2 separate regions of the Mus musculus genome follow, and region 2 is linked to region 1. A link is a loop called in an ENCODE intact Hi-C map of the cell type or tissue named here. Cell type or tissue: left cerebral cortex. All regions are shown on one strand. Links, peaks and the distances in the headings refer to the core of each region. The heading gives the core; the rest is flanking DNA.

Region 1 (2,919 bases), core at 117-2,616:
TAAAAATTCTCCTGATTCCCCCATGACCTCTTGGATCCAGATCTCAGTAACCAGGGGCCCTGGACCTCAGTGACCCTTGCTCTTTCTTGAAGTCCTGCATCTCTATGTCCACTAGGGCTCACTGGAGGGCTCTCTTCTCCATCTCCTACCCTCTTCTACCCACTCCTTCATTTCTTGTCTCTCACCTCACACATCTCCGCCCTCCTGGTTTTTGCTAAGACTCCTGGGATCTGTGGCTACTTGATCCCTAGGGCACTGTGTGCCCTTGCTTGGGAAGGGGAGTTTCCTCACAGGCCCCTTCTTGGAGATGACATGGCTCTCCTCTATTCCAGCATCTTCGGTTTATAAGGTCTCTAAGCACCGGGTGGTCATGGGCGCTGAAAGTGGCCCAAAGTGCCCAAGGTTGATTTATTCTGGGCCTCCAAGAATATTCTGGTAGGAGAGCCTGAGGGACACTGAGGAGACCCAGTAAAATGCTGTCCGCGCATGCCCAGGGAGATCACCAACAGCCAGGTCCAACAGATAGAAAGAAAAAAAAAAAACCGATAGATGACCAACAGTAGACCTGTGCAAGAGCAAGGGAGGTGTGCGACAGCTAAAGGGGGCGGCAGTAGATGTTATGTACTAAACCCCAAACTAGACACACAGGTCTCTTGATCACTCCGGGTTGATGTAGCTAGATTCTCATTAGGACACCACATCTTGCTAGTCCACACGGGCTGGGGCACTATCTCTGTACACCAGTTCAGAAGGGTGTGAAATACTCAGTGGGTGCACGGAAGTAGAGCAAAGAGCACACTCAGAGAACACTTCTTGCCCGTGAGGATGAAGGTTCCTCATCACGGAGCAGAGCACAGTATCTTCTGTGAGCAAGTCTCAGGCGAAGTTCTGATCTCCACTCAGTCTCTGAGTTGCAAGTAATTTATACTATAGCATGGGGCTGGGGGTGCTTCTGAAATCTTGGCTTTCCTTGTTATAAAGCACCTGACTACGCAATACAAGTATTGAGCGGAGACAAGGATGAAACCACAAAGTCGAGCCTTGAAATGACTTTGAACATCTGAAACCAACAAATAAAGGGGGGGGGGGGCTATGTTCAAGTATTTCTATTTGTGAAGCCTCATTGTGGAAATACCTGACTGCAATAAAAGACATTTGAAGTAATCTTTCAATCCTTAACTTGATTGTAACTTGAATTCAGGGTGCACACCCACCACAGAAGCAGATGCCTGGAGATCAATGGTCAGCTCCAAGACTGATTACTAGACGTCCTGGGCTCTTGTCATTTACTGGTGAACATCGGGATTCCTCTGATTTCTTTGTGTGCAGAACCTTCGGGAGAGTGCGCGCATCACCTACATCCTGGATATGTGTTAAAGAGAGGGCTGTTGTGATGGAGACGAAGTAATATCATCCACTTTCCGGTGTCACACAAATACCCGAATCCATTCACAATGCTTCTCTTCCTTATTTCGTCCACATACGTCACAACCTTGTCTCCATAAAGAAATGCATTTCTCTGTCCCAAACTCTTCTATCCGTTTCGGATTTGGGTGAATGAAAGTGAAAAATCCCCAGGTAGGCAGAACCACACAGCATCTGTGGTAGCTAAGCTGAAGTCGCGGGGAATTACATACAGATGCTCAGAGGCAGTGTCAGCGGGTACCTCCTTGGGGCTGACTTTCATATTTAAAATCAAACCTTTCAAGGTGGCTCTATGGTGTTGAGAACCCTGGCAAATTCTTACACACGGAAACCAGGACCCTGGGTGAGTGATGCAAGGGGGTGGGATGGGATGGACGTGGCCACTGCCACCAGCGCTCCGGGGATCAACCCTCCTTCCCCGTGGACGTCCTGTGCTCCTCTTTAGTCTGGTTTTTTAATTTTTTTTTCCTCACTGCACCTGGCCTCTGCTAGGATCCTGCTTGACTGAGGTTTAGCCCCTCACTGCTGGACTAACCACTTCGGGCGGGGTACGGGAAGGAGTCTCTTGTCCTTACACCTCAAGCGCCTCCTCCACTCGACTTCTCCCCATCCTGAGTGAACTGGAAGGAGATAGAATTTGTGGACAAGATTCTGACAGTCCCCAAAGGTCAGCATGACAGGTAGTTCTCAGTCATCCCTTAAGGGTCGTGCCACTTGTTCTCTGAGAGCTCTAACCTCCAACTTTAATTTGACAAATTCATCTCTTCCCCAAAAGGTGTCCTCGGTCTCTACCCACTTAAAGTTATTCAAACCGAGACCAAAGCTTCTGTTCGCTTATTCAGCATTTTTATCAGCTTGATTTTGCACTCTGTTTGCGGCGCCCCTGGGAAGACGTCAAACACTCTTATTCATTGTATTTAGTCACCCAGGTGCGGAGCCAGCCAGAAACAGACGGCGGAAGGAGTTTCCCGGACTGAGCTGTCACTCACCGGCCTGCACCAATTACAACGCAGATTGCTCGCGGGCCCACCTCTTTTGGGGTGTGTCACAAGTGAGTGATAGACTGAGCCGCCCGGCCCTGCTCAGCCCAGCCCACGTTGCTGCTTAGATTGAAATGCAGAACTCAAGCCTCTTTCAGCCCGGCACAGACTTCCTTTTACTCTTTCCTTTGGCACTCTTGTCGCCTCCTCCCGGGAAGAAGCCAAGGCACCCTCGGCTTGGAGCAGCGACAGGCCGGCTCAGTGAGAACAAGAAAAAAGTTTCTTTCTGGGAGTGCGGAACTGGGGCCGGGTTGGTGTACTGCTCAGAGCAATGGGTGAGTGGCTGATGGGGGACGTTGTCAGATCCGAGGAGGGAGGGAGCGAGCAGGCGAGGGCTAGAGGGAGGGAGCTGAGGCGCGCCACCGCGCTGTATTGACTCAGACTGCGTCCGTCGAGCTGTAAGCACCCTCCAAGGGTCAGTGGCGGAAAGGGTTCTGTGAGAGCCACTGGGTGA
Region 2 (2,919 bases), core at 285-2,784, 290 kb after region 1:
ACAAAGTACAGAGTGCAGTATTCCAACGAGGATTTGGGCTGATCTGAGAAACCCAAGAAAAGTGCTGGGAAGGAAATGCAGATCTAGAATGACTGGCTAGGTCATTCGATCTTGCTTCTGAGAAGGAGTTTAAGGACCTCTGTTTCAGATTAAGCAGCACTTCATCCCGTCCCTTTGCCTTCTTAAGAACGCAGATACTTTTGCAGAGTCAAAGGAACAAATGAATCCAAAGAAGAGAAGAATGCTGTACTGTGGATGTCAGCACGGAGGTTCAGAAAGTAATGCAGAGAATAAACCAAGCTTTTTTTTTTTTTTTTTTTTTTTTAAAAAAACCAAGAATTCTGACACAAAGAAACGAAGTAATGTGGAACCAGGGAGGACACAGCAAAGTCTTTCCTGAAGTGCACACAACCAGGGAGATCAGCCAGCAGATCTCCCATAATGCAGATGAAAGAAATCCTCTATCAATTTAAAAAAAAATCTATTCATTACATTAGTTTAAATATACACTTTAAGATGCCCACATTTTGTGACTTTTTTGTTTTTAAATTACACAAAATAGTGCTGAGAAAATATCTTCTATGTATTTGACAATGGAAACAGAAATACTACACTAACAGAACTAGCTTTTAAAATATCAAGATGACTCCACCAAGAAATTCAAATTAAGATCGTGTACTTTTAATATAAATCTTCAATCGTAGATCCCAGCTTTAGATAAGTGATTTTATCCTATTGCTTAGGGCTTTAGTGGTGATTTCTAAAATGAAGGTCTTTGTGTATACTTAGTTACTGCATAAAATTTTTATATTGTGTTCTCCCTGTGTAGTTTAGAATATATAAAATTAAATAAAATCGAACTTTTATTGAATTTAGAAAAAATTCATGGTTTGTTTCTAGAAACTCAGGGAAATAAGGAAACCTTTTAGAAACGTGTGTGATGCGTGGTTTAAATGCTTATTTTACGGTTTGCTTCCAACCTGCTATAACAAGCGAAAGTTAGCATAAAAATGTGTGACATGTTGAGAATCTCTCCAAATTAAGTTAAAGTATAATTAGATGAAACAAAGCAAAGGTGTATGAAGTTATATTCACAACACCAAGCGATAAACAACTGTATCAACTTCGAAAGTAACCCTACAAAAACAAAACTTGGAAAATTTTGCTCTCAATACGTTGCAACTATTTTAGCATCATTTTCCGTTTATTTATATTACCCATGTTCTTTATTTTCACTTATTTTAAGCGTAGCTCGTCTTTTATGATCAATACTAAACTCACAAAAGTCGAACAAGAAAGGAAATTGCTTTTTTGAGACCTAAATTCATTTTCCAATTCCTAGAATTCAATGGGACAGCACCTGTTTTAATTCTTTTATCTAAAATGTTCAGCAATAAGTTATTGTGATATGAATAATTTTGGCTAAATTTTTAAAATTCCAGGAACAAAGTAAGCAAATAAAAATACTCTCTGCGCAGGTACAAGAGTTTAGTAACCAGGGAGTAAGAAAACTGTCCCTGAAGGGACTGGAACAGGAAGCAGAGCCGTGCTGGCACCTAGTGGAGATAGACGGTACTACAGTTTTCTGCTTTTGCCTCGGAGGCTTGCTGTGGAAAACTTTTTAATTATTTTAATCTAGGCTTTTTATCACACATATTTGAAAGAAAGACAAATGAAAAGTATTTTCAGTGATTGTGTCTAGTTATGCAACAAAATATCGTGACTTTAATCTTCTGCAGGGAAAGAAAGAAATCTTGGAAGGTGGTGAAAGCGCTGGGGAGGAATGCAACCAGCAGCCGGGGAAATGTCACAATAAATGTAAGGATCATGCAATGCCCTTTTCCATCGTATGTTTACCCAAACAGGATCACACTAGTCTCTTTCCAACCAGCCAAAAAAACGTTATGAAATTAAGTAGCATGCTGTATGCTTGAAGTCTTGTTTTTATCTGGTCATAAGTCACCAAACAATATTTAGGACTAGTTGGGACTAAACTTGGAGTTTTAATATTGCCAAACATTACATGTAGGGGGATAGTCACTTTCCATTTGTGACATGTTAAATAGAAAAATGTAAACCCTGGGCCCCATCCCCACTAAACTCTCATCCTAGGGACTGGGGAAAGGATGGTTCTGTGGAAGTTTCTTTCTCAGAAGTGACCAATGGGCTCATAAGCGGACAGAAGGAAAGACACAATAACTGCTACATCTGTCATGGAGAGAAACATCAGCCCATCTCCTCAAATAAACTCACGCTAGGGTCCCCCCTAACTGCCAGCATCTATGGTTCCCTAAAGAAAAGATTTTAATGTATGGATGTTAGTTCGTTTCCCAAGTTTTAATTTGTGCCTATATTTGTGGTAGTTGGGGCGTGGGTGGGTAATAACTGTTCTGTACAGACACAGAAGGGCCAATTCATACTGGGCTTGCATGGTGGTAATTTGGGAGTCAAGTTTCTGTAACTGAATGGTGACTTTGATTTTTAAAATGTAAGTGTTCCCTTATTGGTGCTAGATTTTCTTTAGTTCATCAAGCACTTGCATTCTTATAGACATTTGGCTTAAAGTTTCCTTCATACATGAGAACTGTCCAGGAGCATATTCTTGCTCGTGGGTAAGCCTTGCTTTGTTGTCTTTAATTATAGTCCAACCTAAGGTTCATATGTCTTATCCTATACGCCCAATGAGACAAAGCTTTAATAACAATCCTCTCCACTTTCAAAATGTAAAAACTTATCACTTCCTGTAAACTTGGTTTAGTTAAGGGCTGCCCATTTACACGGAGGCCCTAGGTTCGGCACAGCTTGCTCAGTCCAGACTTGAAAGTACTGCAAAGTCTAATCAGAATGGCTTCTTGGAAAATGGAAGCAGGACATTAGATCACACTTCCCATCAGTGTTTCCCAGTGAATACAAGACTAA

The links. A loop is a pair of places that touch in the nucleus more often than their neighbours do. Peaks named below come from ENCODE experiments on the same cell type or tissue, not always from the same donor. Only the 100,000 strongest peaks of a DNase experiment are listed, where the experiment ranks them.
Region 2: a loop joins it to region 1, with 3 times the contacts of the local background. A loop is called at or near these places in 24 of 42 quality-filtered maps.

What each region holds. Positions count from the first base shown.
Region 1 is chr12:56,693,125-56,696,043 of GRCm38, forward strand. Pax9 (paired box 9) reads left to right here and starts at 2,347. Exons shown (of 4, transcript NM_011041.3): 1 at 2,347-2,740. The coding sequence starts at 2,737. Gm15524 (a long non-coding RNA gene) reads right to left here and starts at 1,643. Exons shown (of 3, transcript XR_003950120.1): 1 at 1-1,643. In left cerebral cortex, for the core only: no CTCF peak of the experiment used is centred there; DNase peaks (open chromatin) are centred at 1,453 and 2,521.
Region 2 is chr12:56,984,694-56,987,612 of GRCm38, forward strand. The region is part of intron 1 of Slc25a21 (solute carrier family 25 (mitochondrial oxodicarboxylate carrier), member 21); the gene reads right to left. Among named protein-coding and RNA genes, the nearest start is that of Gm30001, 88 kb to the left of the region's middle. In left cerebral cortex, for the core only: a CTCF peak has its summit at 1,567 (motif pointing left); a DNase peak (open chromatin) is centred at 1,564.